Linked DNA regions of Homo sapiens: region 1 is linked to region 2. Evidence: read pairs that join two places in POLR2A ChIA-PET (ENCODE). Cell type or tissue: OCI-LY7. All regions are shown on one strand. Each heading gives the region's core, and the rest is flanking DNA. Links, peaks and the distances in the headings are about the cores only.

The links. ChIA-PET counts read pairs that join two places held together with the same protein. Peaks named below come from ENCODE experiments on the same cell type or tissue, not always from the same donor. Only the 100,000 strongest peaks of a DNase experiment are listed, where the experiment ranks them.
Region 1: POLR2A ChIA-PET joins it to region 2 with 7 read pairs; 9 of 35 experiments call an interaction of 5 or more read pairs at or near these places.

What each region holds. Positions count from the first base shown.
Region 1 is chr2:42,249,894-42,266,813 of GRCh38, forward strand. It overlaps EML4 (EMAP like 4), which reads left to right. Exons shown (of 23, transcript NM_019063.5): 3 at 6,608-6,737; 4 at 11,228-11,401; 5 at 13,285-13,413; 6 at 14,813-14,838. Among named protein-coding and RNA genes, the nearest start is that of EML4-AS1, 88 kb to the left of the region's middle. In OCI-LY7, for the core only: no CTCF peak of the experiment used is centred there; a DNase peak (open chromatin) is centred at 6,948; H3K4me3 peaks cover 1,637 bases; H3K27ac peaks cover 2,273 bases.
Region 2 is chr2:42,108,475-42,125,394 of GRCh38, forward strand. No RefSeq gene overlaps it. Among named protein-coding and RNA genes, the nearest start is that of EML4, 52 kb to the right of the region's middle. RefSeq lists a silencer at 15,781-15,981. In OCI-LY7, for the core only: no CTCF peak of the experiment used is centred there; a DNase peak (open chromatin) is centred at 10,007; H3K4me3 peaks cover 875 bases; H3K27ac peaks cover 893 bases.

The sequences.
Region 1 (16,920 bases), core at 4,600-9,599, 140 kb after region 2:
TATGCACCAGTTGCAGCTGAATCCCTGCCAAAAGAAAAAAATATTACCTGTACTTCGGAGCAAAAGGGAAGGCCCAGAGAACACTGGAAGTTTTAGCTGCCAAGAAGATGAATTATGTCACAGCTGGTGCCTGGGAAACTCATTAGGACCTCTTGAGGTGACCAAATGAATGTAATTTGAGAACACAGCCCAGTGGCATTATGTGAAGACAAACTGTTAGTACACAATGATACGGAAGTTAAAAAGTTAAATTTATCTGAAGTTGGCAGTCAGTCATGTAAACCAGGAAACTGCTGGTTAAGCCAAAGTGTGAAGCATTGTAATTGCCACTTGAGAAACGAAAGAACCCAAAGGCAAAATTGAAATATAGGGGTCAGTTCTCCAAAAGAAACATTGCTAATTATGTAAAATCTGGGATACTCTAAAGGCACAGATTTGTATCATTCAGCTCCTGGTCCAAATAACATTTGGGAGGATTCAGGGATTATCATAGGTTTGCTGTAAATGTTATCGATAAGCACATTACCTCCATCAGCTTAGGAAGGTATGAATTGCCTTGGTGGGACCCTTACGCTAAAATGACTAGTAATTGTGGAAGGGGATGATGGAGTGTCTGATTATTTTGTGTGTAGAAGTATAGTCATGCATCACTTAACAGGGATACTTTCTGAGAAATGCATCATTGGGCATTTTTTTCCTTGTTTGAGCATTATAGGGTGTACTTGCACAAACCTAGATGGTATAGCCTAGTATGCATCTAGGCTGTATGGCATAGCCCAGTGGTCACCAACTTTTTTGGCACTAGGGACTGGTTTCATGGAAGACCATTGTTCTTCAGACTGGGGTGGGTGGGGGGAGGTGTTGGGATCATTCAAACATACTACATTTGTTGTTGTATTCTTATTGCATAGTAATATATAATGAAATAATTATACAACTCACCATAATGTAGAATCGTTGGGAGCCCTGAGTTTGTTTTCCTGCAACTAGCTGGTCCCATGTTGGGGTGATGGGAGACAGTGACAGATCATCAGGCATTAGATTCTCATAGGAGCATGCAACCTAGATCCCTCACATGTACAGTTCACAATAGGATTTGTGCTCCTATGAGAATCTAATACCGCCACTGATCTGACAGGAGGCTGAGCTCAGGTGGTAATGCAAGTGATAGGAAGTGGTTGTAAATACAGATGAAGCTTCACTCTCTGGCTTCTCACCTCCTGCTGTCTGGCCTGGTTTCTAACAGGCCACAAAGGTACCAGTCTGTGGCCCAGGGGTTGGGGACCCCTGGTATAGTCTGTTGCTCCTAGGTTACATAGGCAGTTGTAACACAATGGTAAGTATATGTATATCTAACAAACCTAAACATAGAAAAGATATGGTAAAAATAGGGTATTAGAATCTTCTTGGACCACTGTCGTATATGCAGTCCATCGTGGAACAAGACATTATGCAGTGCATGACTGTATATTGGCAGGTGTTGCCTCAGACCAGGTAACAATTACTGTTTACAGAGTGCCATTTCTATATGAGAGTCAAATGCTTCTTTGTCACTTCCACTCAAAATATACTTTTAAGTAGTGGCCACAAGTTGAAAGGCCTAAGGGTACATCTTCCTGTGAAATAAGAGGAAGGTAGAAGTATACAGATAAAATTCCAAATGGAGAAGATAGAATTTGATGGAGTACATGTAGTCCTCAATCTTCTCAAAGACTGAAGCAAGAGTAATCAGCCAATTGAGAAAAGTGACGAAGAGCCTGAAAATGAGGAGTGGAAGAAGTATGTATACAGTTGGAGCCATGAGGCATGTGATGGAGAATTCAAGATAAATAGAAGATTTGGGATATCAACTAGACTATCTCTACCCTTCTGATCAAAACTGTAACCATCTTAAAGGCCTCAGAAATTATTTCCTGAAAATGATCTATTTTTTGGCACATTTTGGAATTATTTTAAATTTTTGTTTGTACTTCTCTTTTGGCATATATATTTGTTGCTCCCACTAGGTGATACACTATTTGAAAGCAGGGACAGTCACTAACATAGTCATCCCAAGGCTAGCTGAGAAACAATTTCAATTTACAAATCAATAAATTGTTTGTAAATTGAATGCCAGAAGAAGTTAGTTATAGAAACAGGAAGTTGTGATAAAATTACAGTTTTAGAGAGACAGATTGGGATAGATGCAAGAATAAGAAGATAATATGTACCGGAGTAGCAAGAAGGATTTCAGATTTTGAGCTTTGGAATATGCGGCAGTTCTTAGTGATAACTTTACTGTGTTAGTCTACATACAGTACACTGAAATTTATTTGTATTTAGGAACTGTCAGGCTAAGATGTCAGTAAGGTCGTCTACTTGAGTCTGTCATTAAGGAGTGTAAACTATAGTGAATAGCATTCTTTTGTCATGATCAAGTGTAAAAGTTTTTATTGACCTTCATCCTGGCATTATGATGGTTTCCACCGTGATTCTTAAAACTTCCTTCACTTTTTCATTCACGCTACATAGCTCTTGGTCCCCACCATCTTATTCTCAGACCACTGCCCTGAAATCAGTTCTTCACATGGCTACTAGAGGGTATTCTCTAAAATGTAAATTGAACTCTGCTTTTCAGCTTAAAACCCTTTAGTGGTTCTTTATTCTTTATAGATAAAGTCTGCATCATCTGAATGCTACTTAACTCCTCTCTGTGAACTATCCCCTCTTTTGTTCTACGTGCTGGCCACATCAAGGAGCTTTTTGTCTCCCCACCACCACCCACTCAATGCCGCAAATACATACACTCTCTTTGCTGTTAGAGTGTTTCTGTTCCTTTACACATACTGCAATAGGATCCCATTGTCTTATCACCGCCCTTTCAGCTGTCTATTTCTTTCTTATTCTTTAAGGCCTTATTCTGTGTTTTTTCAAGGAAGCCTTTCTTGAGCTCTGTGTCCCTAATCCTTATAGAATTATGTGTCCTTTCTTTGCACTTCCATGATACTCCATTGATATCTCTCTGTTACTGTACTTACCACGTTTTCATTGCCAATGTGATTCTCCTTGAAGATTTTGAATTCCTTGATGTCAGTAACTGCCTTATATATGTTTGTAAACATAAGAGTAGGATTATAATTGGTCCTGAGTAAATATTTGATTGGTGCATGGATGATGAATACGTTACAGTTTAGGCAAGCAGAGGTGACTAGCATATGCTGGAGAGAAGGATCATCCAGGTGCAGAAGTGCAGAAGAATAAAAAGTACTTAGTTTAGGAATTCAGAATAAACTGAAGCATAGGGTGTAAGATTGGGAGTTTCAAGAAATGAACCTAGACTGGTAGGGCCCATAGTGGAAGGTTTTCTTACACCTTGTTAAGGAATTTAGTTTTCATCCTGAAGGTAGTGGAGAGCCACTAAAGAATCTTAAGCTGAGGACTGACAGGCAGATTTATAGTAATTCGTCCAAGATGCCTATGTTTTTGACATTTTAACATCTCTGAAATTACGATGCATATTACAATTGATAGTGTCTTACAGTTCTAATAGGAAATACTTCTTTCTAATGGTACTTAAAATAATGGGGCATATTACAGTTAGTGGCATTAAATTTAAAGATACATAGCATGTGGTAGGTCATTCTGGCACAGTGTAGCGATGCCATAGTGTAGGGTAAAACTGCAAGAAGAGAGACTCGAGATAAACTCAACATAATCCAAAAGAGAAATTTGGTAGTGAAGATGCATCCATTTAGTTGTTTTGATATTAAGTACTTTTTGTGTGCTAGGCAGACTGCTCAAGAGTTATTTCAACCCTAATTCGAGTTATTAAAGTCATATGCCAGGGGGAAAAAAAAGACAAAAAACAAAAATACCTTGACTCTCACCTCACGCCATAAACAAAAATTAAGCAAGATGGATCATAGACCTCAATGTAAGGGCTAAAACTTATGTAAGAAAGATCTTAGTGACCTTGAGTTTGACAAAGATTTCATAAGTAGCACACAAACAAGCATAAGCTATAAGAGAAAAATCAATTAATTGAATTTCATCAAAATTTAAAAATCTTGTTCTTTCAAAAACTGTTTTGAAAATAAAAGGGCAAGCTATAGAATAAGAGAAAATATTTGCCAGACATGTATTTGTCAGAGGACTTTTATGTAGAATATTTGAAGAACTCATATGCCTCAGTTATTAAGAAGGAAGCCCATTCTTAAAGTGGGCAAAATGTTTGAGCAATTGAAGTTGTTATGCCATTTGAGGCATTGGTAAAAGAACGGTAAAAATGCCTGTAATTGGTGGTCGGGCACAGTGGCTCACGCTTATAATCTCAGCACTTTGGGAGGCAGAGGCAGGTGGATTGCTTGAACCTAAGAGTTAGAGACCAGCCTGGGCAATGTGGCAAAACCCTGTCTCTACGAAAAAAATATAAAAATTAGCCAGGCACGGTGGTGTGCACCTGTAGTCACAGCTGCTCAGGAGGCTGAGGTAGACAGATGGATTGAGCCCCGGGAGGCCGTGGCAGCAGTGAGCCATGATTGTGACATGGCACTCCAGCCTGGGCAACAGAGCAAGACTCTGTCTCAAAAAAAAAAAAAAGACTAAGAAAGAAGAAAAAACTAAATCCAAGGCTTGCTAGAGGGAAGGAAATAAAGATTAGAGCAAAATAAAGGAAGTAGGGAATAGAAAAACAATAGAATCAGTGAAACCAAAACTTATGAGGTAACACTTAATACCCTCTTGAGTTTTTTTTTTTTTTTAACCTGAAAATAACAAGTGTTGGCAAGAATATGGTGACATTGGAATCCTCATACATTGCTAGTGAAATTGTAAAATGGCGCAGCCACTGTGTTTGGCAGTTCCTCAATAAGTTGAACATACAACAACCGTGACTCAGCAGTTCCGCTCCTAGGTATATACTCAAAATAATTGAAAACAGGTGGTTATATGAAAAATTTTACACAAATGTTTATGGCAGCACTATTCCCATTAGCCAAAAGGTGGAAACAATCCAGATGATCATCAACAGATGAATGGAAAAACAAAATATACAGTGGAATATTTTTCTGTTATAAAGAATGAAATATATGTGCTACAACATGGTGAACCTTGAAAACATTGTACTATATAAAAGAAGCCAAACAAGGTATGGCTTCTTTGGAGGGTAGGGTACAGGGAGTGACTGCTTAATGGATACGCGGTTTTTGTTTTTTTTTTCTTTTCTTTTCTTTGAGACGGAGTCTTGCTCTGTCGCCCAGGCTGGAGTGCAGTGGTGCGATCCCCACTAACTGCAAGCTCCGCCTCCCAAGTTCCTGCCATTCTCCTGCCTCAGCCTCCCAAGTAGCTGGGACTACAGGCGCTCGCCACCACGCCTGGCTAATTTTTTGTATTTTTAGTAGATACAGGGTTTCAGCATGTTAGCCAGGATGGACTCGATCTCCTGACCTCGTGATCCGCCCACCTCAGCCTCCCAAAGTGCTGGGATTACAGGCTGAGCCACCGCGCCCAGCCAATGGATACATGGTTTCTATTTGGGGTGATGAAAATGTTTTGGAACTTGGTAGTGGTGATGGTTGCACAACATTGTGAATATACTAATTGTCACTGAATTCTACATTTTTAAATGGTTAAAATGATAAATTTTAGGACTGTTTTACCACAGTTTTTAAAAAGCTACTGATATAACAATAAGTAACTTGTTTGACGTACTAGAACTAAATCTGATGACCAGTGATATTTGCATAATTTGAGGATTAATGTAACTTATATGTAAAAAAAAAATTTCTTAAGAGGTTTCAAAAAATAAATGCAGCAGGTCTCCTGCTTCCTGTCTTCTAATTCATTCAATCTAATGTAGGACTTACGAATCTATATTAAGGAAGCACGTTAGGTGATTATGACACAAATGACCTCCAACATCTTATTCTTGACAAAAATGCAGTGTTATACCACCATGTGTGGAACTTCCTAAGGTACTAGATATTACTTGTGTGCACGTGAGAAAACTGAGTCCAAAAATTAAAAAATAAAAATGTTCTCTATTCCCAAATCTTTACTTGACTCTTAGTATAGATAGGACTGTTTTATCTTATGATGTTGTGTCTTCTGACCACACTAATATACCAGTCACACATTTATTCCACTCCTTGTATATGTACTGTGTAAGTTAAAGGAGAGGTTAACTTTATATACTTATGCTTTATTTGTATGGAGTAACAGTCTAGAATTTAATATTTATGGTTTCTAGGATTTAAAATTTATGGTTTTAACAAGCTGTTTTTGAAGACTGATGGCATGGGATTTATGGATTACTTGAGGCACACATTTGAATCATGTGTTATAAGGCTGCTGTGTGTGGTAAAGCAAACCATTTAGCTAAGAGAACTAGCCCAACTGTGTTTTAGTAAATTAGTATGGCTTTCCTATAGGTCTGTTTCGATGGGATTAAGTCTTGAGACAGTATCATGTGCTGCATACCATGGGGGCATTCTGCTCAAGAGTTATAAACAATAATATACTTAATTTTTTTTCTACCACCCCCTCCTTCCAAATGGACTTAATTTTAAAATTTAGATCTTTAAGGAATATATTCAAATTTGATATAATTTTTTTCCTTAATTATCTTTAGGCCAACCAAGCCCTCGAGCAGTTATTCCCATGTCCTGTATAACCAATGGAAGTGGTGCAAACAGAAAACCAAGTCATACCAGTGCTGTCTCAATTGCAGGAAAAGAAACTCTTTCATCTGCTGCTAAAAGGTACCCATTTATGAAAGGGGGAAAAACTAACATTGCAGAATTGTCTGAATGTGGTAGAGATCTCCCTTTAGAAAGAATATGAAATAGAGCTGTTTGAATTCAAGTGAGCATGTCCTTTGAATTCTTAAACTGTGAAAGTAGAGACATTTAGCCTGTGCTCACTCAGCTTGCACTCATCATGCCTGTCAAGTTGTGTGAGGAAGCTTTCCGTTCTCACTAAAGAAAGAAAGCAGTTTCATTTCCTGGTTTTGTTTTGTTTCTTTGTAACAAGTATTTATTGAAAGCATCACTATATTTAAAGAAATTATATAACTGAATTTTCCATAGCAAGTGATATATTTGATACAGCATTTTTAAAGGCAAAACAGAATCTTCGATATATCTATGTTAGTGGGAGGTCAAATGCTATTATAACTTTTATTTTTTAACCATAACTATAAAATTAAGGCTTATTTCAAAAATATAGTACTATCTGGGGTGTGTGGGGGTGTATGTGTGTGTGTGTTAGGGGATGGTGGGCAGGAGGGCTGTGGAATTACAGCAATATAAGTTTCAGTGGATTACAGATTTGCATTCTTTATGTTCTTTTCATCAGTTAACTAATTTACTCCAATAAAAGTGCTCACAGGATTTTCCCCCTTTTGTAATTTCTAGCAAATTATTCGATGTAGAGTTTGGAGAGACCATAGGTGATCAGCTACAAAATCTTAAAACCGTTTTCTTCAAAGAATGAGTGAGGAAAAATCTTAAGTAATAAGATCATGTGTAACAATGTACTGATGGAAAATGCTTACCTCAATAAACTAATGCTAGTGACCGAATTATTCATTGGTGTGGATTCATAGATACTTAACCAAACAGTTGATGACAAGAATGTTGAAGAAATACCAAGATCTTCAGCCCTTTTAAAAATTCCGTCTAGAGGCCGGGCACGGTGGCTCATGCCTGTAATCCCAGCACTTTGGGAGGCTGAGGCGGGCGGATCACGAGGTCAGGAGATCGAGACCATCCTGGCTAACACGGTGAAACCCCGTCTCTACTAAAAAATACAAAAAAAATAGCCAGGCGTGGTGGCAGGTGTCTGTAGTCGCAGCTACTCAGGAGGCTGAGGCAGGAGAATGGCGTGAACCCAGGAGGGGGAGCTTGCAGTGAGCCACGATTGCGCCACTGTATCCCAGCCTGGGTGACAGAGCCAGACTCCGTCTCAAAAAAAAAAAAAAAAAATTCCTTCTGGAACTCAATCTTTGTCGTCGTCATTACAGAATCTAGACTTTCCCCTACAAAGGATGCTAAACTTTATTACCTGTACTCCACTTTGAGTAGAAAAAGGGAAACTAAGAAAATGTTAGAAAATTTTAGTACAATTTTAAATAAATTTCCGTGTTGTATCCAGTAGTGGTTCAGATTCAGCCCATTTTCTTACATAGCTATTGCACTGTTGCTTGTTGCTGTGTAGTGATCAGTATTATGCACATTAGTGATTCAACAATCCAAGGCCAGCTGAGTTTGTTAGTTTATGATCCAGGGTCCCTGTATTTTGCTTTTAAATAACCCAGAAGGAAAATGGCTCTTTTAGGTTGTACTGGGCCCACATAAAACTAGTGACCTCTGTAATCTTGTTGAAGAATCGCAAGGAAGAAGTAACTTCTGTTTTTTGTTTTTGTTTTTGAGAGAGTTGGACATATTGGAACTCAGTTTTTTAATTTCAGAGTTAATCTGATATTCTTGAAGTATAATTGTATTTCTTTTTTTATTTATTTTTTAAGATATATATATATATATTTTTTGAGATGTTGTTCTGCTCTTGTTGCCCAGGCTGGAGTGCAATGGCGCAATCTCGGCTCACCGCAACCTGCACCTCCCGTGTTCAAGAGATTCTCCTGCTGCAGCACCCGGAGTAGCTGGGATTACAGGCATGCGCCACCACACCCAGCTAATTTTGTATTTTTAGTAGAAACAGGGTTTCTCCATGTTGGTGAGGCTGGTCTCAAACTCCCAACCTCAGGTCATCCGCCCGCCTTAACCTCCCAAAGTGGTGGGATTACAGGTGTGAGCCACTGTGACTGGCCAAAATTGTATTTCTTAGCACCTGCTTTTAAAAAAATTGAACACAAAGTAGATAGTCAAGGGCCAGTCTGAAGTCAGAAGTTATCAGAAGTGCATCAGGTTAAGAAATGTCACTTGACATTAAAATATCTATAACATTTTAAACTATTATAATGTGATAAATTGTATATACTATGTACATTTATTTAAAATGTTCTTGAACAAGCTTACTTGTTGATTATAATCGAATTACAAAATGTCCTTTGATTAAGAAAGACATGTAAATGGGACCGGATGCAGTGGCTCACGCCTGTAATCCCAGCACTTTGGGAGGCTGAGGCAGGCGAATCAGCTGAGGTCAGGAGTTTGAGACCAGTCTGGCCAACATGGTGTAACCCCATCTCTGCTAAAAATGTAAAAATTAGCTGGGTGTGGTGGCGGGCGCCTGTAATCTCAGCTGCTGGGGAAGCTGAGGTGGGAGAATTGCTTGAACCTTGGAGATGGAGGTTGCAGTGAGCCAAGATCATACCACTGCACTCCAGCCTAGATGACAGAGCAAGACTTCATCTGAAAAAAAAAACAGGGGGAGGGGGGCGGCAGAGAAAAGAAATAGGCATTTAGTAGTTTCCTACCTTTTCATCACTGGAATTCAAGTCTTGATTCCATCAGCTTTATAATATTGTCAAGAGTGTTTTCAGTATAAGTATGCTTATCCAGTCTGGTTAGGAATAGCAGGTGGTTTATTAACCAAGAGTCAAAGTACATAATCAAAAGAATTTATACTTAAATATCTGAAATATTTTAACATAAGATACATTCACCTGTATTCATTCATCACTTTTTAAATGAAAGACCAAACCTACCCTCTAAGTATATATCTCTGATCAAATTCCTTGTTGACTGTCTTTCATAAAATATATCCATAAATAACTTTCTAAAATTTTTAGTTTCATTTCTCAGAAATGAAAGGAGTAAGAAATTTAAAACTCTGGCAGAAGAGTATGTTAGAACGCATCTCTCTTTCTATGATTTTGTTTCTTTCTTTCTTTTTTTTTTTTTTTTTTTTTTTTTGAGACGGCGTCTCGCTCTGTCACCCAGGCTGGAGTGCAGTGGCGCAATCTCGGCTCACTGCAAGCTCCGCCTCCTGGGTTCACACCATTCTCCTGCCTCAACCTCCCAAGTAGCTGGGGCTACAGGCGCCCACCACCACACCCAGCTAATTTTTTGTATTTGTTAGTAGAGACGGGATTTCACCATGTTAGGCAGGATGGTCTTGATCTCCTAACCTCGTGATCCACCCACCTCGGCCTCCCAGAGTGCTGGGATTACAGGCGTGAGCCACTGTGCCTGGCCAATTTTTTTTTTTTTTAAAGAGACAGAGTCTCACTTTGTTGCCCAGGCTGGTCTTGAACTCCTGGGCTCAAGTAATCCTCCTGCCTTGGCCTCGCAAAGTACTGGGATTACAGGTGTGAGCCACCACACCCGGGCTCTGTGATTTGTTTGTTTTTTGAGATGGAGTCTCGCACTGTCATCCAGGCTGGAGTGCAATGGTGCAATCTCCGCTCACTGCAAACTCCGCCTCCCTGGCTCAAGTGATTCTCCTGCCTCAGCCTCCCGAGTAGCTGGGATTACAGGCACATGCCACTGCGCCAAGCTAATTTTTGTATTTTTAGTAGAAACGGGGTTTCACCATGTTGCCTGGGCTGGTCTTGAATTCCTGACCTCAGGTGATACTTGCCTCGCCCTCCCAAAGTGCTTGGATTACAGGCGTGAGCCAGTGCGCCCAGCCGCCTCTGTGATTTTTTAAATTGTGTCACTCACACTAAATTTAACAGCAATTTTTTTGATAACTCATTTTTTTTGTAGTCTTTCTAGAACATTAAACTTAGTTTTCATAGAAATTGCAATTCTCTTTGTATTTAATTAACTTACATAATTAAAATAACAACTGGCATAAACAGACTTGGGGAAAACTTAAACTCTTGGTAAGTTTAAAACTCAATTGAGTGGAGTAGAAGTATACAGAAAAAAAACAGGAATTGGAGAATAACCTATTAAACATGAATATTTAGTGTTCTTTTGGCATCAGTCGGTATGCTTTACACAGATAGTCCTCTGATTTGGGTAACTTGAGGTCAGTTAAGAGACCTTCATTTGTCCCCCAAAATCTGCCAAGATGGCAAAGTTTATTAGAGACCATTTCTGTCTAAAGGGGCAATCTTCATGGGGTGTATCGCCTTAGAATTTTTATAAATTCTTTACTGAAGATGTTAATAGCTTCTGGAATTTTCAAAGAAATATTGTCCTTATTGAATGAAAACAGTGCAAATTGTATTAGCTGTATGACTTAGGGTTTTGAATTATATAATAATCACTTTTCTATCGTTTGATTTTTTTTCATTTGTTTAAATGTGTATTGTTCCATGTTATACTTTATTTTACAGTGGTACAGAAAAAAAGAAAGAAAAACCACAAGGACAGAGAGAAAAAAAAGAGGAATCTCATTCTAATGATCAAAGTCCACAAATTCGAGCATCACCTTCTCCCCAGCCCTCTTCACAACCTCTCCAAATACACAGACAAACTCCAGAAAGCAAGAATGCTACTCCCACCAAAAGGTTTTAACTGTCCCCAAGTACAGAGCTAGGGAATGGTTGTAATGATACCTAAATTCTGTGACTTGGGAAAAAGTTAGCTATCCAAGGATTCTGAGAGAAAAAGCTGGTGGCTTTATTTTTCCCTTCTTCATTGCTTATAATTTATGCTTTATAGCCCATTGGGGAATAAAGAATTAAGGTCACAATTTCTCAGTTAAAACTGGAAAAAAAAAAAAAAAAAACTAAGTTATAAACAATCTGATGAAAAGAAGGCAGGAATAACCTAGTCGAAAACCAAACAATATTTTCTTAACCACATTTTTGAATACTTTTAAAATATGTATGTAACTATGCATAAATTTATAGCCATGGATAGAAAATGGCCATATGTAATTGTCCTCACTGTATTTTGGCATCATTACAACCTTCAACCTGCAAGGGCCCATCTCAAGTGGCTCTTCACTGTGGCTGCATCTCAGTTTCAGTTTTGGGTCTTGGGAGGATAAGTTCTTGCTTGAGTAGAGAAATGAATCCATTTCACCTGGTCTTTTCTATGCTAAAGGCTTGCTTGAGGGCTTCTGTGTCCGTAATAATTAATATTTTAAAGTTATGAGAAGGGGAAAAGGGAGAAATATTCTAACAATGTGTGTGAGCCTAAATTGAGAATCTAAACCTGCATGCTGGGAGTACAGTGCTACAGCTGCCTCCTAATCAAATATTGAGACCAATCTAATTAAATTTGCCTGTTTAGAAATGCTTATTCAAGCCTTGTGATTAGGAATAGTCATATTTTATCATCGTACTTCTGCTTGGAAATCTTAGGAAACTATTAAACCATTTCCAGAACTGGCTAGAATTTTAATAAAATAAATGACAACCATTCCTAAAAGATTTAAATTTTTATTTGATCAATTTAATATTTTGCCTCAAATCGCTAATGGAAATTGGGAAAACCAAAATACCCTTCACTTGATCGATGCATGTTTACCACTTACAAAATGCTTTGTCTGTGTGTCTCATGCAGATTCTTACCCAATCTAAATGGTTTGTAGTTTATCTGCCTGGTCTCCTGTGGAGTTTTTCTTGGATATAGCTTATTAACGTTACATAACTTTGGATTGTGTGTGGTTTAAGGTGGCTTTTTATAATCAGTCTCTTTAAGGTTCTGATTTCACTTGATATCTTCTTTGTCCCAGCATCTTTTTTTCAGCTTCTTGAGGTCTCCTGGAAATGTGCTTGCCCTCCTAAATTGCTCTTTGGATATACTGTTGCAAGAAGTATTGGAGACTGGATGAGTTTGAGGATAGTTAGCAATGCAATGAAAAAATCATTTGTAAAGAAACAAATTTCACTTATAAGTATAGGGAATCAGGATTGCCAATAACCACATTCTTATATAAAGTCTTGTTTATTTCTGATCATTGGTAAAATTGTCCCTAAAGATATAAACAAGAGTTTATACCTTGTTATATTTAGAAATTGTCATTTGTACCATATGTAATGTAATTACCTGAGGACATAATTGCACAAAAAATGAAAATGGCAGCCTTATAAAATTCAATGGCTATGAAAAAATACAGGTTTTTTTGTAACTACAAATTATAAGAAACATTACTCAGATGTAAGGAAATAATTTTTTTCTGTTAACAAAAGTGTTTTTTAAAAAAAATCAGGTAATATTTGTTCTAGTGAATCTTCTGAGTGATACAGAAAATTATAATACAGATTTGGGAATTGCCTTGTTTAACTCCTTCACTCATCCAGGCAGTCTTTCAACTAATCCTTCTCTTTTCTGGATTAGCTTTAAGGAAATGTTAATTGCTGCTTTTGTGTTCTGTTTAAATTGTCAGTTACATGTCTTTGATACTCAGAATTTTTCTCTAAGAAATTAATGTTCCTTCTAGCATAAAACGACCATCACCAGCTGAAAAGTCACATAATTCTTGGGAAAATTCAGATGATAGCCGTAATAAATTGTCGAAAATACCTTCAACACCCAAATTAATACCAAAAGTTACCAAAACTGCAGACAAGTAAGTATTGCACTTTCTTCATTATATCTGAAAAGTAATAATTATTTGGCTATTATGTTTGCATGTACAGTTATGTATGTCTGGTTTGAATCTTTTTTTTTTTTTTTTTTTTTTTTTGTGACAGAGTCTTGCTCTGTCGCCAGGCTGGAGTGCAGTGGCACCATCTTGGCTCACTGCAGCCTCTGCCTCCCAGGTTCAAGCAATTCTCCTGCCTCGGCCTCCCAAGTAGCTGGGACTATAGGCACGTGCCACCATGCCCAGCTAATTTTTGTATTTTTAGTAGAGACGGGGTTTCACCATGTTGGCCAGGATGGTCTCGATCTCTTGACCTCATGATCTGCCTGCCTCCGCCTCCCAAAGTGCTGGGATTCCAGGCGTGAGCCACCACGCCTGGCCTTGGTTTGAATCTTTTTAAAAACTCTGTATTATAATTTATACTTCTCTTATGGAGTCTCACTCTGTTGCCAGGCTGGAGTGCAGTGGCACAATCTTGGCTCACTGCAACCTCCGCCTCCCAGGTGCAAGCGATTGTCCTGCCTTAGCCTCCCGAGTAGCTGGGACTAGAGGTGTGCACCACCACGCCCAGCTAATTTTTGTATTTTTGGTAGAGATGGTGTTTTCACCACGTTAGCCAGGATGATCTCGATCTCTTGACCTCGTGATCCACCTGCCTTGGCCTGCCAAAGTGCTGGGATTACAGGCGTGAGCCACCGTGCCAGCCTGGTGTATGTTTTCTTTCAAGTCTTCTACAAAAAGTTGTATCTACCTTTTAAGGCTCCCAACTCAAACAATACGTGTTTTTTTTTTTTTTTTTTTTTTTTTTGAGACAGTGTCTCAGTCGTCCAGGCTGGAGTGCCATGGCACCATCACTATCATGTCTTACTGCAGCCTTCACCTTCCTGGGCTCAGGTGATTCTCCTACCCCAGCTTCCTGGGTAGTTGGGACTACAGACGCGTGCCACCATGCCCAACTAATGTTTTTGTATTTTTTTGTAAAGACAGGGTTTTGCCATGTTGCCCAGGCTGGTCTTAAACTCCTGGGCTCAAACAATTCACCTGCTTCAGCCTCCCAAAGTGCTAGGATTACAGGTGTGAGCCACTGTGCCCAGCCAAATAATAAATCTTAATAATCATATAAGATTTGAGTATTTTTCATAAGTTATTTTTATGCTTTCACTGTTTAGATGCTCTTGTGGGATATTCATTGTTTTATAAAATAGTGTATATTAGTAGTTCATCAGTGAGAAACTTTAAAAAATGCTGATTTCTTACTTTCACTTCCAGAGATTTATCTAGATTATAGCCTAAGCATTAAAACTTTTACAGTTTCTTGAGGTGATTTTAATGGTTAGCCATATAAACTTATAAAATAAATGTGTTTCTTAAATTTCTTTTCTAGGCATAAAGATGTCATCATCAACCAAGGTAAATTAAAAATCCTTTTAAAAATTTTATTTTGCCCTTCTTAGTTTAATTTTTGCTAATTGAAAAGAATATTTTCATCCAGTGCACTTTATCAGTTCATAGTAATCAAAGAAAAGTGCGTTACTGTAGTCATTTAGGAAAAAACCCAGTTTTTATTGTAAGGTAATGTCATTTTTGTCTCAACCAGCAAAAATGTCAACTCGCGAAAAAAACAGCCAAGGTAAGAATAAGCTACGCAGTTGGTTGCCTTCTAAGTGAATTTTTTCCTGGATCTCTTATTTGGCTTTTTATTATTTATGCTGCCTGACTTTCTTCCTTAAAAAGGAAATACAGTGATTTGAGCTAGATGAATCCAGCTACATTTTACTTTTTTTTTTGAGACCGAGTCTCATTCTGTTGCCCAGGGTGGAATGCAGTGGTGCAATCTCGGCTTACTGCAATCTCCACCTCCTGGGGTCAAGTGATTCTTGTGCCTCCCAGGTAGCTGGGGACTATAGGCACCACCACACCCGGCTAATTTTTGGTGTTTTTTGTTTGTTTGTTTTGTATTTTTAGTAGAGACGGGGTTTCACCATGTTGGCCGGGCTGGCTGCAAACTCCTGACCTCAGGTGATCAGCCCGCCTCAGCCTCCCAAAGTGCAGGGATTACACGCATGAGCCATGGCACCCGGCCAATTTTTGTATTTTTAGTAAAGATGGAGTTTCACCGTGTTGGCCAGGCTGGTCTCAAACTCCTGACCTCAAGCAGTCCTCCCGCCTCAGCCCCCCAAAATGCTGGGATTATAGGCATGAGCCACCACACTTGGCCCGGCTGCATTTTTAAAAATCCATCTTATTTCTAAGAAATCTGAAGATTCAAGGTGAACAGTAAAAATACAGTATTACAAAAAGGGATAAAATACTAGAGGGAGTTTTCTCCCTTAAAAAAAAGTTTTACCTAGAAATAAACGATTGATAAATTTTAACTCAGTTTCCTGTCTTGCCAACTTCATTGCAAATAATCACTCATTTCTTGATGCTAAGACTGAAAATATGATGAGTCTAGCAAATCCATTTCCTCTTAAGTTTTTCTTTTATATTGATTGTAACTTCTGGCTACTTGCTGTTGTTGGCTTGTTCAGACCAAAAAAAGAGAGCAGACTTTTGGCGAATGCGTATTTAATTTAATTGCACTGTAGGTAAGTTTTATACATCAGTTTTACATTCTCTTTAGATTGCCTGCAAATTTAATTGAAGCATGCTGTTCTTAATGAAAGCACGTCCTTTCTGTGCATGGTTTTCACAGCTCATTTCTATGTTTCATAGTTAGCCTTATTTTCTGTTCTATTATAGTAACCAGCTGCAACGTGGTTAAAGCTTTTTTTAGAGATTTAACTTGATTTCTGTGGATTTTTACTTCTTTCGTTCCAAAAAGAAAAGAAAGAAATATTTGTAATAGTCTTTAGGTCATTTGTTTTTACATAGACATTCTAAATGAAGTTGAATTTTGCTGGCATTCTTCTTTAGTAGGTCTTACTTTCTCCCTTCTTTATAATACAACATAGATTAAGTAATGTTTGAGATACTTTAAAGGGAAAAATGAAATTTTATTTATGAAGATAATTCTTAATACATTATATATCAAAACTTTTAAGAGAGAGGGTCTTGCTCTGTTGCCCCGGCTGGAGTGCAGTCACTGCCTTGGCTCACTGCAGCCTTGGCCTCCTGGGCTCAAGCAGTCCTCTCACTGAAGCCTCCCAAGTAGCTGGGACTACAGGCGCGCACCACATACCTGGCTGATTTTTGTATTTATCATAGAGATGGGGTCTCACTTTGTTGCCTAGGTTGGTCTCAAACTCCTGGGCTCAAGCAGTCCTCCTGCCTCAGCCTCCCAAAGTGTTGGGATTACAGGCGTGAGCCACCACTTCTGGTCCGAAAACTTTTTTTTTTTTTTTTAAATAGAGTCGGCGGTATGTGATAGGAAGAGCAGTGAATGGGGAATAACTGTGTTTAGTGGTTGGTCCTGGCTCTTATGCATAATAGCCTTATGACCTAGGCTGAATGACAATGTCTCTGAGTGGTTTTCTACTCTAAATATAGTAA
Region 2 (16,920 bases), core at 7,375-12,374:
GTCTCATACAAATATTAATACATGATTTCCAATACTATCAATATTCCCATGACCCCTACATTTATATCTCTAGCCCCAGATCTCTTCCCTCAACCCTGGACTCACGTATCCAACTGTCTGCTGCACATCTCCAAATTCAACATGTCCAAAACTGAACTCTTGATCTGCTCCCCCAAACTTGACCTACCCACAGCCTTCCCATCACAACTGATGGCAACTCTATTCTTCCAGTTGCTTAGGCCAGAAACTTAGAGTCATCCCTGTCACCTGTCGTCCTTTCACACACACATCAGATCTGGCATCTGGCAACTATTAATACGACCTTCAAAATACATCCAGAATCCAACCACTTCTTGCCTCCTTTATTGCCTCCATCTAGTTGAAGCCGCCATCATCTCTCACCTAGTAGATTCTCGCCTGAATCTACTCTTGCTCTCAACACAGCAGCCACAGTGATCCCTTTTGAATGCACCCGAGAGGCCAGGCACAGTGGCTGATGCCTGTAACCCCTGATGCCTGCACTTTGAGAGACCAAGGAGGGAGGATCCCTTGAGCCCAGGAATTCAAGACCAGCCTGGGCAACATGGCGAAACCTTGTCTCTATAAAAAATACAAAAATGATCCAGGTGTGGTGGCATGTGCCTGTAAAGCCAGCTGATCTGGAGGCTGAAGTGGGAGGATTGCTTGAGTCCAGGAAGCTGTGGTTGCAATAAGCTGAGATGGGGCCACTGAACTCCAGCCTGGGCTACAGAATGAGACCCTGTCTCAAAAAAAAAAAAAAAAAGTAGTTTAGATCATATCCCTTCTCTAATCAAAATTCTTCAGTATCGCTGCCCCCCATTTCTCTTAAGGTAACACTTCAATAACTCCCATTTCTCTCAAAACTAAAGTCCTAGGTTGGGCACAGTGACTCATGCCTGTAATCTCAGCCATTTGGGAGGCCAAGGAGGGAGGATCACTTTAGCCCAAGAGTTCAAGACCACCCTGACCCTATGAAAGAATCAAAAAATTAGCTGGGCATGGTGGTGCATGGCTGTAGTCCCAGCTTCTCAGGAGGCAGAGGTGGGAAGATATCTTGAGCCAGGGATGATCATGCCACTGCACTCCAGCCTGGGCAATAGAGAAAGACCCTGTCTAAAAAAAAAAAAAGCTAAAAAAAGAGTTTACAAAGCCAAAATTGTTCTACATTATCTGCCTACTGCACCTCTCTATCTTCTTCTCTGACACTCTTCCTCACTCATTTTAGTCTCCTTGTTGTTCCTTAAACACATTAGGCATGCACTTACCTTTGTGTCCTTGCTCTAGCTGTAACCTCTACCTGAATACACCTGCCCCAGATATCTACTTGATGAACTTTCTCATTCCTGCAATGTTCAAATCTCACCCTCTCAATGAGGCCCACCCTGACCACCCACCCTTCCCCCTACTCCCTGACACTCCTGATCACCCTTAACCTGTATAATCTTGTTCTTTTTTGTCCTCATGGACAAAAGTCTAACATACTTTGTAATTTATATATTTGTTATGTGTATTGCTGATTATCTTTCTTCCCCCTCCCTGCAGGGATCTTTATCTATTTTGTTCACAAACCTATCCTAAATGACCAGAACAGTGTCTGGCGCATCATAGGCAGATAATAAAAACTTTTTGAATGAGTGAAAAGAATCCAGTCAGAGTGAGTTATTTCTTCAGTCATGGGAAGTGGCTGGGACAAGGGCAAAGGCGAAAACAGAACTAGAAAGAGCAACTAGAACCGATAATAAATGCATGGTTAGGGAGTAAAGTTAGGCAGAGTTGAAATGAACAACCGAATCAGGTATGTATAATTAACCTGAGGGAGAGAGAGAGCGAGAGAGAGATGAGATGAGATTTCCCATATGGTAGGTAATACAGCGACTTTATTTAGCACATATAAGGTAGATAAAGGCCTGGGTGAGTGACACTGGCTTACCCAGTTCCCATCACAGACAGTTGCTTTTTAGCTTCTCTACCAGCCTTTAGTGAGCCAATGACACAGTTCAACAGAGAGGCACCGGAGAGAACAAAGTCTAAAGAAGAAGACCCCAACAGTGAGTTCTTTGAAAAAGAAACTGCTCTCTTCTCCTATTTCCCCCAAATGCCTTCTCAGTAGAAGATTCTGCAGTAGCAGATATTTTGGGCAGCCCCCAGGCCCATTTCATCGGAGCCCTGTGATCACTGGACGCAGATGAGTTAACAGTGCTGCTTGCCTGGCTCCCAGCATAGCACTGTAACACCGGCCTGCCTTCCTTTCTCACAGGGATTGCAGCCTCCAGGCTGACTGCCAACATATCTTTCTTCCAAGATGCCAATGCTGTGCAAGGAGCCTCTGCACTCAGCACAAACCGAGTTAAAGGAGCTCCTAAAGCCCCCTAGACATTTTGGTTACAGACCTGCAGTGTTAGCTGTGTTGCTGCCCCGAGGGCTTGAGGCCAGAGCAGGGTCTGGGCCAGGAGGCCTTACTCGTCCTAGGGAAATAGAATCCCAGAGCCTTTTCAGTCTGGAGGCTTCACCTCACAACACACCCAACCAGCCCCAGGCATCTCTTAGTTGCCACAGGACTCCTGGCAGAAGTTCCAGCAGGTCCCTCTTGACTAGACCCCAGCTCATAAGAAGGACTCAAACCAAATCGCACTGCCTTTTGCCAAAACGGACTCAAACCAAATCAGCTATGCTTTTCATTTACGGTGTGCCTTTTCATTTAAAGCTGTGCCTTTCATTTCATGTAAGGAATATACGTGCATCACTGGCGATCACCTAGGGCTGAGAGAGCAGCCAATAAGCCTTGAAGTGGGGTAAGCCCGTATCATTTTCTCCATAAAATGGATAAGTTCGTTCATGAGAAAGGCATTCGTATTTGTGCAAACCAGGCATGACAGAGAGCCCTATGTGGTTCAGTGCAAGCAAAAAACACAGTAAAAGAAACAGCAGTCCTGCAGAAAAAAATGTAATTTAAATCCATTAAGATATTTACCCAGTCTCGAGGGGCGTGGTGGCTCACACCTGTAATACCAACACTTTGGGAGGCTGAAGTGGACGGATCACAAGGTCAGGAGTTCGAGACCAGCCTGGCAAATATGGTGAAACCCCGTCTCTACTAAAATTACGCAAATTAGCTGGGCATGGTGGCGCTCACCTGTAATCCCAGCTACTCAGGAGGCTGAGGCAGGAGAATCGCTTGAACCTGGGAGGCGGAGGTTGCAGTGAGCCGAAATCTCACCACTGCACTCCAGCCTGGGCAACAGAGTGAGACACTGTCTCTCATATGTGTGTGTGTATATATAAGTGTGTGTGTGTGTGTGTGTGTGTGTATGTATATATGTGTGTGTATATATATACGTATATATATGTGTATATATATATACATATCTATATATGTGTGTGTGTATATATATATATATATACATATATATATTTACCCAGTTTCAAGAGAAAAAAGTCAAAGGGGTAAGAGTATTCTTCATACACAGTCTAACATCTCTTTCTTCCACTCACAGTTGTCTTATTTTGTTCCTCTTCACTCTCCCAAAACTTAGCCCATGTTCCCCAGCTCCCCTCTGCACCTGCATCTGCCACACACGTACATACATACACACACTTCACATACATGCACGCATATATACAAACACACACACATATGCGCGCACACACACACACACACACACACACACTCTCTCTCCAGCCCTTGATGCTTTCCCCCTCTCTCTTCCTCCTGGACCTTTTCTTTGCTCCATTCCCAACACACAGGTCCCTGGTCTGTCTCTGGCTCCTTCCAAGCCTTGGCTCTTCTTAGGTATTATCCCCAGCAGCACAGCAGCAGACCAGCTGACCTGGACTATTTCTTAGGCAGTAGTCAGGTAAGCTGTACCTACTCATATGGAGATATTGTTTGATCCTGAGCCTCTCCTGATGTCTCTTTTTAGCCCCCAGGGGGAGGTTTTAATATCCACATCCACCAGCATCTTCTCCCTAGGGGAGAAGGGAGTGAGATGGGGAGAAGAAAGTGAGAGGAATCGAAACATGTCTAAGGAAACTAAGAGGCAGAGGTTATTTCGATCTGCTCTTTATAATCATCTCAGATGCCTGCCCTGGGCAATGTCTAGGTTATTACTGAATTCTGGGGACACTCCCATATTAGCCCAATGACTAATCAAAAAAAGCAAGCTGACCATAGTCAACTAGAGGGTAAGGAACCAAGTGAAAATAGAGAGAGTTCTCCGGACCTCTGAATCTGGGTACAATCATTCAGTATGAAGATAGGAGCTAGGAGAAGAGAGAAAACATGGAATTGTATTTTGATTGACTTTTTTCTGATTACAAAAGTCATATATGTTCAATGTAGAAAACCAGGAAGATACTGAAAAATACAAGAAGGTGTTAAAAAAAAAAAACACTTATGACCCCACCACCTAGATTTAATCAAGATTAACATGTTAGTTTACCTTTCCAGTGTGGTTTTCAATGCATATTCTTTTTAAAATCAAGTTAGAAACATAGTGTATATGCTATTTTAGAAATTCTTTCTCAGCTGGGCGTGGTGGCTCATGCCTGTAATCCCAGCACTTTAGGAGGCCAAGGCAGGTGGATCACCTGAGGTCAGGAGTTCAAGACCAGCCTGGCCAACATGGTGAAACCCCATCTCTACCAAAAATACAAAAATTAGCTGGGCATGATGGCACACACCTGTAAATCTCAGCTATTCTGGAGGCTGAGGCAGGAGAATTGCTTGAACTTGAGAGGTGGAGGTTGCAGTGAGCCAAGATCGCACCACTGCACTCCACTCCAGCCTGGGCAACAGAGAGAGACTCTGTCTCAAAAAATAAAAAAGAAAGAAAAGAAAGAAATTCTTTCTCATACATTACATCATAAATCTTTTCCCAAATCATTAAATATTCTTCTGCAATATGATTTGTTAAAGCTATATATGATTTTGTGCAATAGATATGCTATAATAGGCTTACCCAATTTTATATGGAAGAGCACTTACGCTGTTTCCAGGCATAGAATTCTAAATATGGCAAGGTTATCTGCACAACTCCTGTTTTCAGGCATGCTGACCTCCATTCCTTACAAGCAGATAATGATCCCTTTAAAGTTCTCTGCTCAAGAGAACCGTGCCATAGCAGAAGTAATTCTTCCCCAAGCGTTCAGCTGTCCTGTGTTCTCCAGGGAAAGCCTAGCATTGGGCGTTGGGCATGCTTGCCTCTAAATGGGAAGGCCAGTTCATTCTTAAGCAGATGGAGAGAAAGCATTTGTCATTCTAAATCCGGGAAGTAGCTCAATTCAATTCAATTGCATAATTCTTAAAAACATATTTTGCGCCACTCCTGAAAATGGTATTATAGAAGAAAAGTATGGTTTCTACCTTTAAGAAGATTGCTGACCGGGCTGGGCGCAGTGGCTCATGCCTGTAATCCCAGAACTTTGGGAGGCCGAGGCAGGCAGATCCCCTGAGGTCAGGAGTTAGAGGCTAGCCCGACCAACATGGCAAAACCCCGTCTCTACTAAAAATATAAAAATTAGCTGGGCATGGTGGTGCATGCCTGTAGCCCCAGCTACTCAGGAGACTCAGGCATGAAAATCGCTTGAACCCGAGACACGGAGGTGGTGGTGAGCTGAAATTGCGCCACTGCATTCCAGCCTGGGCGACAGAGCAAGACTCTATCTCAAAAAAAAAAAAAAAAAGAAGAAGAAGAAGATTGCTGGCGGGGTGTTGTGGCTCATACTTGTAATCCTAGCACTTTGGGAGGCCAAGGAAGGAGGATCACTTGAGCCAAAGAAGTCAAGGCTGCAGTGAGCTGTGATCACACCACTCCATGCCAGCCTGGGTGACAGAGTGAAACCCTGTCTCAAAAAGAAAAAAGAAAAGATTGCCATCTTCCTGGGGTGACAAACATAATTTTAAAAGAATCAGGTAGAAACATAGGACTGTATTTATGATGAAACAACTATGACTAAATGCTATGTTTTTCAGATTACACGTGCCTTAGGAAGTGAGAAAAGTATAAGTGCAATGTGGAATTGGGTGGTTGAGAAAACTCCAGAGAGGACCTGGTAGAGCTTGGAGGCAAGGTGGGCAAGGAACATTTCAAGAGGAGGGGACACTACAGCTGAGGCACAGAGGTGAGAAAGCACAGGAAGCAAGAAAGAGGCTCATCTGGCTGCAGCAGAGGGAGAAATAGTAAATTAGATCAGATAACTCATATATTGGGCACGTGTGCAGAGGGCCAAAAAGATGTTTGGCCTTAATTCTATAGGTATTCCCCTTTGCCATAGATGTTACACCAAGAAAGAACACATTGAATCAAGCAAATTTAAGCTGGGTTTTTGTTTTTGTTTTTTGGTGGTGGGGGGGATGATTTATAAGCAGGACTTCCCAAAGCTTTTAATATGCTTATATATGTGGCAGTGTTGAGAGGGGAAGATTTGATATTCCAAGTATTTTTGGCCACAGAACTCTTTTTATCATGGAACATTTCCAGTGTTCCATGAGACACAATTAGGGGCTAGTGAGCCACTGACTTTTGAGTTGGAAAGTGACACATGGGGAAAGCAAAGTTTTGGAAGATTGATCTCACGGTAGAATATAAGGTGAACAGGAGAGAAAAGAGCCTGGATTCAGGCAACACAATCAGATGATTGGATACAGGCTCAAGATTAGGGGGTGGGTTGCACTACACTGGAGCGGAGAATGGAGAGCAAAAGCACTGATTGAATGCACAGTCTTCTGTTGGATCCTGGGATGATACAGAAGTGTCAGAGTTCCTGGGTCTTGTAGGAGTTCCAATGAGCATCAATCAAAAGTTTGATTGTAAGGCACAGAAATCAACTTGGACCAGCTAAAGCAAAAAGACCATTTTTAGGGAAATAGGGATGTGTCACAAAGAACTGCATCTAGGTACTGGAAATCAACAAAAAGTTCCCCATCTGATCTCAGCTTCTCTGTGTGTCTACTACATACACTATCTTTCTCCTCTTTTCTTTCCTCTCTACCCCCTACCTCCCTCCTCTCTCTTTTTTTTTTTTTTTTTGTTTTTTGGTTTTTTTATGTTTGTTTGTTTGCTTTTGGAGACACGGTCTCCCTCTGTCACCCAGGCTGGAGTGCAGTGGCTTAATTACTGCAGCCTCAATCTCCTGGGCTCAAGTGACCCTCCCACCTCAGCCTCCTGAATAGCTGGGACCACAGGTGCAAGCCACAGTGCTCAGCTAATTAAAAAAAATTTTTTTTTCAGAGATGGGGTCTCACTATGTTGTCCAGGCTGGTCTCAAACTCCTAGGCTCAAGCAGTCCTCCCGTTTCAGCCTCAAAAAGTGCTGGGATTACAGGTGTGAGCCATCGCACTCCACCTTCTCTATAGTTACTGAGTTTGCGTGTTACACTGAGTTTACATCTTACATTTCTAGCCATATCAGAAACGACCTCTGCACCTCTCTTTCCCAATTTGAGATTTCTAATAGAAAGAATCTTGTTCACCCAGCTTGGGACTCATTGAGTTATGACCAGTGGGATAGATTTTAGAAGATAAACATGTCTATAGGGACTTACCGTGTGAATTAGTGGGGGAGCCGCTTACCAGGCAGAGGGGTCTGCTGTAAAGTGATACTGTGACTTTAAATTGAAAGTAAGCTTCTAGAAGAGTTGAAGAGGAGTGGATTATTGTTGAATGGATGTATAACTAATGAAGCTTTAAAGGAAGTTTATTAGAAAGTCCATGTCCTTGTCTCTTTCCCAAACTCCTTTAGTTCCCAAGTCCTGAAAGAATCTATGGATAAGGGAAGCAGAATACTATAGTGGTTAAGAGCACATGCTCGAGGTTAAACTGTCTGTATTTTGGATCCTGGCCTTGAGGACTTGGGCAAGTTACGTGACCTGCCTGAGCCTCAGTTTCCTCACCTGTAATATGGGTATCACGAGGAATAAATAAGGTAATATGTGTAAAGTGCTTGGCACAATGCTCTTGATAATGTTAGCAACATAATTTTGTAATGAAAATTAACTGATGGGGCTGAAATGTGCATCAGCAGATCCAAATATCCTTGATAAACTGGCCAAAAGAAAGATGAATTGGCAGAGAGGCAAGTGTTCATCTCAGTTCTCCAGATATCCCTGCAAATGTGGCCTCTGGAGTAGAAGATTTAGGGAGAAAAATAAGCCATGAAGCTCTTCTGGCACCAACATGAACTTCAGGGATCATGGGACATTTGGGCCAGTAACATTCCTCTTTGTTCCTAGAGATTTAATATCTACCTACCAACTAAATGGCCTTGATTTGGAGGAGAGAAGACAAGAAGAGGAATTGCTTTCAGCTGGTCCTTGCCTTTAACTAACCAGGGGTACAAAAATTTTAAAATACAAAGGAGACCATGTGTAAAACATTAGTTAAGCTCAGATATAAATCTAGTCTTTGACCAGTCCAGAGCTAATCAATATGCTTTTCTACTCTCTTTGAACTTTTGAGTTTTCTGGCAACAACAAAAATCCCAAACCTCATCCAAAACCGTAGTCCAGACAGCCCAGTTTCTGCACTCCCTTCCTTGTGTCACATATTGTTGACAGAACTACTCCCGTTACCACATTCATTCCAGTGGTGATTCAAATTCTTCTGCAGAAATGGACTTGAAAGACAGAAAACTGCTCCTGTAATCACTTAATAAGGAATCTTGGATGAGGAATACAGAGCTATGAATATGGATTTACTCTTAGCCTTTATGGATGCCTTTTTCTCAGTTATTTTCACTGAAAATCATGATGAACTGATTTAAATATCAAGGTAAACTGAGATGGAAAATTACCGATAATAAGAGTTTTCTGAAAATATAGATTGGCCTCTTTAAAGCACATCGAGTTTGTTTTGTTTAAATTACAAATTCACATATATTTGAAATGTGTTTAAATGTGTCAGTTTTAGGCAAAACTAAACTATTTGATTCCTTTCCAAAAATCAGGAATTTGCTTTGGAAAAAAACCATGCAGTTTGATTTACAAAGCAGAGCGGGGGGGAAGTAGTGGGTGAGAAAGACCCACCCAAAGGCTGCAGCCAGCTTCCCCAGGAAGATTCATAACCATGCCACAATACTGTCCTTCAATTCGTTCCAACAGATTTTACTATAACTCTAAATCATTAGAAGCAACTGCTGCTATGACTAGTGCTATCTTTGCCTCAAAAAGAGGAAAAATCAGGACATACAATATAATCCCCTCAGGATCTAGGAGAGAAATCAGCCCATTTGTCATAAGAACTGAAAACCTCAGCTAAATAGTATATGAAACATTGGTATTTCATACCTTGACATTACATATTTTTGAAAATAAAGTAAGCATACACACAAGAAGTGGCTAGATGCAGCAGTTATAAAGTGGCTTAAGTTGGGTTAACTAAATATAACCTAGAAAAACCATCTTATCTATTGCAAATTATTTCCAGAAAAAGGTAAGAAAAATCCAACCAACACTTTTTAAACATCCTGAGCTATTCACAGCAAGTGAATCTTTACCCTTACCAGATGTATAAACATTTACATAAGGCAGGAGGTTCAACACTTGGAGAGTGTAATCAAGGCAGTAGTAACGCAGTGCTCCTCTCTTTGACTTGAATGACTTCCTCCCCATTAGGGTCATTATTGTTTTGCAGTGTCCCAGGGATGAAAGGACTTTGAAAGGTCATGTGTCTTGTGACCCAACTAGCAGCATCAGCATCACTGGGGAGAAACTCAAGCAGAAGCTTGAGTCTACTCCACTCTTGCTGACACCAAATCTGCATTTTTACAGGATTCTTGGGTGAGTCACACACATATTCAAGGTTAAAATATGCCACCCTAGGTCTTTCTCCTGCTTCTGAGCAAAACTGGGCACAAGGGACAAACTAGTTTCCTTCAGCCACTTTCAAATCCTTTATAGAGTGTACTGTGTGAGTCACTGAGAGGAAAGAGGAAATAATACTTATTTAGGGAAGTCTTGCATAACTTAACAAAGTTAGTAACTTCTTCAATACACTCAAGTACCTATTTTTGGAAGCCCTACAGGTTAGGTCAAAGTAAAGAGAAGCAAAAAATGGAGTGAGTTCTAGTAAAAAACTCTGACAAAATAAGGGAAGTGTAGAAGCTGAGTCTATGAGGGATGAGAGAAGCAATTTACCAAATTATCAGATCCAAAATCATCTCTGCACTGTAGATGATTTATAGCCCTGGAAGCTTAGAGGCTTGAGTCTCTTGCTGTATTTCATTTCAAATTAGTAATTTTTATCTAGGGCTTCCCTATGGCTTAAAGTGAAGGCCCTGGAATTTCTGAAGTGAAATTATCTGATGATTTTTATGTATGGTCATTCTGTAGTTATCCTGTAAGTTTCATATTTGTAACAAGACTGGAATCCGAACAATAGAAAACTCTGTGGCAGTAAGCCAAAACCTGATGGACTTAGGAGAGTTACGTATGTGTGTTTCAGTGGTCCTCAAATTCAGCTGCCTATTAGAATCACCTGGACTTTGAAAAAAAAAGAGCTTTCTTGAGGTATAACTGACAAATAATAAGACAAACATATTTCAGTATACAATTGGATGAGTTTTGACATGTTATATTCTTGTGAAACCATCACCACAATCAAGCTATTCACCCCCCAAATTTTCGTGCCCCTTTGTTGTCCCACCCTTCTTTCTGCAACCACTGATCTGCTTTCTATCACTATGGATTAATTTGTATTTTCTAGAAGCTTAAATAAGTGAAACCATATGGTGTGCATGTTTTGCAGGGAGAGGGCAGGGGGAGCTGGTTTCTTTCACTCGGTGTAATTGTTCTGAGAGTCATCCGTGTTTGCATGTGTTAATAGTTTATTCTTTTTATCGGTAAGTAGTATCCCATTGTGTGGATGTACCACATGTTGTCTAACCATTCACAACTAAAGGATACTTGGGTTGTTTCTCATTTGGGGCAATTGAAAATAAGCAGTATAAACTGCTATAAACAGTCATGTACAGATATAAGCATGTATGTTTCCATTTTTCAAGGTAAATACCTAGAAGTGGGTATGGTAAGTGTATGTTTAACTTGAAAAGAAACTACCAAAATGTTTCCAAAGTGGTTGTACCATTTTGCTTACCTACCAGAAATGTGTAAGAGTTCTAGTTACTCCACATACTTCCTAGCAGTTGATATTCTCAGTTTTTTTTTTTATTTTAACCGTTCTAATAGCTGTGTAATGGTATTCCATTACAGTACTAATTTAAATTTCCCTAATAACTACTGAGGTTGAAAAAATCTTTCATGGGCATATTTGCCATCCTTGTATCTTCTCTGGTGACGAATCTTTCATGCCTTCTGCTTATATTTTAACCAGGGTTTTGTTTTGCTTTTTCTTAACTGTTGAGTTTTAAGAGTCTATATATACTGCAAACAACTCCTTGGTAAGATATATGATTGGCAAATCCTTTCTCCTAATCTTTTTATTTCCTTAACAATGCCTTTCAAGAACAGAAATTCTTAATTTGATGCAATGCAATTTATTAGTTTTCTTTTTTCTTTTTTTTTTTTTTTTTTTTTTTGAGACGGAGTCTCGCTCTGTCGCCCAGGCTGGAGTGCAGTGGCGCGATCTCGGCTCACTCCAAGCTCCGCCTCCCGGGTTCACGCCATTCTCCTGCCTCAGCCTCCCGAGTAGCTGGGACTACAGGCGCACACCACCACGCCTGGCTAATTTTTGTATTTTTAGTAGAGATGGGGTTTCACCATGTTGGCCAGGCTGCTCTCAAACTCCTGACCTCAGGTGATCCACCCGCCTCAGCCTCCCAAAGTGCTGGGATTACAGGCGTGAGCCACCATGCCCAGCGTATTAATTTTCTTGCATGGATGGTGCGTTTGGTGATCTGAGAAATCTTTACCTAACCCAAGGTCACAGAGATTTTCTCCTGTTTGCTTCCAAAATTTTTATACGTTTAGATTTTATATTTAAGTCTATTTTGAGTTAATTTTTGTATATAATGCAAAGTTTAGAATGATGTTTAGTTTTTTGTCTATAATCTATGAATATCCAATAGTTCTAGCACCATTTATTGAAAAGACTGATCTTTATCTACTGAAGTGTCTTTGCACTTTTGTTGAAAGTCAATTGACAATTGACCATATATTTGTGGGTCTATTCTGGATTCTCTATTCTGTTACATTGATCTATTTTTCTATCTCAATACAAATATCAAATTGGGTATTTGTATTAAGACAAATATAATTTGTCTGGGTATTTGTCAAGACAAATAAAAATTGTCTTGATTACTGTAGCTTTATTGCAAGTCTTGAAATCTAACTTTATTCTTTTTCTAAGAAAAATATGAATTCTAGATTAAGCTTGAATTTTAGAATAAGTTTGCCAGTTTCTGAGAGGGGAAAGCCTACTGGAATTTTGATGAGGATTGCATTGAATCTACAGATCTATTAGGGGAAAACTGACATCTTAACAATATTGAGTCTTTCAATCCATGAGCACAAAGTCTTTTTTCATTTTTCTCAGCAACGTTTTCTTAGTTTACAGATCTTACAGCTCTTTTGTAAGGTTTTTATCTAAATATTTAATTATTTTGTACTATCATAAGTGTTATTATTTATATAATTTTAATTTCCAAGTATTTATTGAAACCATTTAGAAACAGTTGATTTTTTATATTGATCTTTTATCCTGCAGGCTTGTTAAACTCATTTATTAGTTCTGTAGCTTTTTTGTAGAGTCCATCAAATTTTCTACATAGAGAGTCATGTTATCTGAGAATAAAAACAGTTTTGCTTCTTCTGCTCCAATCTTAATTCATTTTATATTTTTTTCTTGACTTATTGCACTGGCTACAACCAGTACAATGCTGAATAAATATAGTGACAGTGGATAGCCTTTCTTTGTTCATGGTCTTAAAGGAAAAGCATTCAGTCTTTCCCATTAAGTATGATGTTAGCTTTAGGTTTTTCATAGATGCCCTTTCTCAAATTAAAGAAGTTTCCTACTTTACTGAGAGTTGCTTTATTTAAAATCAGAAATGAGGCCAGTCACAGTGACTCACACCTGTAATCCCAGCACTTTGGGAGGCCAGGGTGGGAAGATTACCTGAAGTCAGGAGTTCGAGACCAGCCTGGACAACATGGTAAAACCCTGTCTGTACTAAAAATACAAAAATTAGCTGGGAGTAGTGGTGCATGCCTGTAGTCCCAGTTATTTGGGAGGCCGATACAGGAGAATTGCTTGAACCTGGGAGGCAGAGGTTGCAGTGAGCCAAGACTACACCACTGCACTCCAGCCTGGGCAACAGAATGAGAAAAAAAAAAAGAGAGAGAGAGAGAAGGAAAGAGAGAAGGAAAGAAAGACAGAAAGACCAAAAGAAAGAAAGAGAGAGAGAGAGAGAGAGAGAGAGAGAAAGAAAGAAAGAAAGAAAGAAAGAAAGAAAGAAAGAAAGAAAGAAAGAAAGAAAGAAAGAAAGAAAGAGATCTTGGATTTTGTCAGATTCTTTTTCTGCATCTATTGAGATATTCATATGGTTTTCCTTTTCGGCCTGTTACTGTGGTGAATCACTGAGTGACTTTCAAATATTAAACTAACCTTGCATTCCTGGGCTATGGCTATAATGTACTATCCTTTTATATATTGTTATATTCTATTTGCTATATTTTCCTAAAAATTTTTGCATTTATACTCATGAAGGATATTAGTCTGCAGTTTTGCTTTCTTGTTATATATTTGTCTGGGTTTGATATCAGAGATCAGAGTAATATCAGTATTGTAGGCACCAGTAAATATTTCCTTATAATGCTTTTTATTTTTATTTTTTAAATTTTTTTATTTTTGAGACGGTGTTTTGTTCTTGTTGCCTGGGCTGGAGTACAATGTCACGATCTCAGCTCGTTGCAACCTCTGCCTCCCGGGTTCAAGCGATTCTCCTGCCTCAGCCTCCCGAGTAGCTGGGATTACAGACACACACCACCACACCTAGCTAATTTTGTATTTTTAGTAGAGACAGGGTTTCACCATGTTGGTCAGGCTGGTCTTGAACTCCTGACCTCAGGTGATCTGCCTGCCTTGGCCTCCCAAAGTGCCGGGATTACAGGTGTGAGCCACCATGCCCAGCGTACAATGCTTTTTTTTTTTGAGACAGAGTCTCACCCAGGCAGAAGTGCAGTGGCATGATCTTGGCTCACTGCAACCTTTGCCTCCTGGGTTCAAGCGATTCTCCTGCCTCAGCCTCCCCAGTAGCTTGGACTACAGGCACACGCCACCACACCCGGCTAATTTTTTGTATTTTTAGTAGAGATGGGGTTTCACCATGTTGGCCAGGCTGGTCTCGAACTCCTGACCTCAGGTAATCTGCCCACCTCAGCCTCCCAAAGTGCTGGGATTACAGGTGTGAGCCACTGCCCCCGGCCATGGCTGGGATTTAAACCCAGGCTTCCTAAGTCAAAGTTTATTGCTGTATATATATACAGGTTTTTTTTTCTTTTTTCTTTTTTTTTCTTTTTTTGAGGCAGAGTTTCGCTCTTGTTGCCCAGACTGGAATGCAATGGCATGATCTCGGCTCAACACAACCTCTGCCTCCCGGGTTCAAGCAATTCTCCTGCCTCAGCCTCCCAAGTAGCTGGGATTACAGGCATGCGCCACCGCACCCAGCTAATTTTGTATTTTTAGTAGAGATGGGGTTTCTCCATGTTGGTCAGTCTGGTCTCGAACTCCCGACCTCAGATGATCTGCCCGCCTCAGCCTCCCAAAGTGCTGGGATTACAGGCATGAGCCACTGCGCCTGGCCAGTTTATTGCTATTTTTTAGCATATCATAGCTACTTATATTTTGTTCTGTGACATGTGTTTATTGACTTGGATTCTGTCTGCATTTCTCTTTTGTCCCCTGAATACACTGTTTTGGGTTGTGGGCAGGAGCCCCATCTAACCCAAACCTTATAATTTTCACTGGACCTACCGCACTGTCTGTACCCAGAAGATGATTCTAGGGTTTTTCTTTTTCCTTTTGAGAGATCTAAGTATCTGGGTTTATCTGACCACATAGTATTCATCAGTCTGCCTTTTTCATGGTCCCTCCACAATCTAAGATTTAAATCAGGCTGTAATTAACTCTAGCACACAGGCTTTTCTACAGAAACCTTCCCAGGCTGCACTGTCAGCCTGCTTCTCTCCATTAATGCATGCCATTGGCAGCCAGAAACCAGATTTTGCCCTGAGCTACCCACACAAGTTTGAGGCAAGATTATGGGTGAAGAAAAGCTTGGGGTGGATGCATCTCCTATATGTAAAGGCTGTTTTGTTTGAGTGATTCCAAGTGCTGGTACACTATGATTAATTAACTTGGTTAAGGATTAATTCTTAAAAATCAGGAATGATTTGAATCGTTCCTCCAAGTGAGTTGCTCAGCTGCCTCCAGGGAGAGGATCAGTTGAAAAAAGTGGACAATTAATGTCTTAGAGATGACATTATCTCTTTGACATTCCATAGAGATAAAGAGAAAGGCTAATGAGGCATCTCTTTGACACACACTTTCTCTCTCTGTTTTTATTTATTTATTTATTTTTGGTTCACAGGTATCCTCAGCCCTAATATAGACTAATAAATCTAAGCCTGTAAGCCTGTGAGTTTGTTTCTTTTCGTAAGTATTCAGCAATGCAAATCCTACCCCCAAAACTGTCTTCTTTGACCCATTTCCTGTATTCCTGTATCTGTTATCTTCAGATCTCTCCACCTGACTGTCCTCATTATTGAAACGTCATATTTTGACCTCAACACTTCATAGTTGCTGATGTGACTTCCTCTATGTTTGAAATGTTTTCTCAGTTACTGCCCTAAGTAAAAAGCAAACACAACAAGTTACGGCTTGGCTATCCTTTTTTTTTTTTTTTTCCAAAAAAGAGCTATTTATTACTAAGACAAGTCTACAACAACACTAAAAGTATTCAAAAAGAAAAACATCAGTCATATTTCTGCCACTTACCACAACCACTTTCTTTTCTCCCAGATTTTCTTCCAGTCTTCAGTCAGATATAGAAATATTTTATGTAAGCATAATTATAATGTTCATGTAATTTTTGTGTTCCACTTTTTGTTTAACATCACTTAATAAACACTTTCTTGTCCTTACATAGTCTTCCTAATGATCTTTTTTTGTGGCTTCGTGGTTTCCCATGGATATGCCATAACTTGTTTAATCATTTCCCCTGCTGCTACGCATTAAGTTATTTCCAGTTTTTAACTATTATAAGTGGTTCTTTTTTTATTTTTTATTTTTTGAGATGGAGTCTCGCTCTGTCACCAGGCTGGAGTGCATGGCATGATCTCGGCTCACTGCAACCTCCATCTCCCTGGTTCAGGCGATTCTCCTGTCTCAGCCTCCCGAGTAGCTGGGACTACAGGCAGGCGCCACCCCACCCAGCTAATTTTTGTATTTTTAGTAGAGACAGGGTTTCACCATGTCGGCCAGGATGGTCTTAATCTCCTGACCTCATGATCTGCCCACCTTGGCCTCCCAAAGTGCTGGAATTATGGGCGTGAGCTGGCCATAACTATTATAAGTGGTTCTTCTATAAACATCTAGTGCATGCAAAGATTTCTTTTCTTCTTTTTAATTATTTCCTTTGTAGAAATGTCCAGGAGGGCTGTTGCCATGTTGAAGGGTTTGAATGATTTTCAGGGATGATGAGCTCTTAAAAAGGCAGTACCACAGAAGTTCATAACACATGTTATATCTTGATTTATAAAACTAATGGTGGGGCCTGGCACAGTGACTCACGCCTGTAATCCCAGCACTTTGGGAGGCTGAGGCGGGTAGATTGCTTGAGGTCAGGAGTTTCAGATCAGCCTGGCCAACATGGTGAAACCCTGCCTCTACTAAAAATACAAAAATTAGCCAGGCATGGTGGCAGGTGACTGTAATCTCAGCTACTC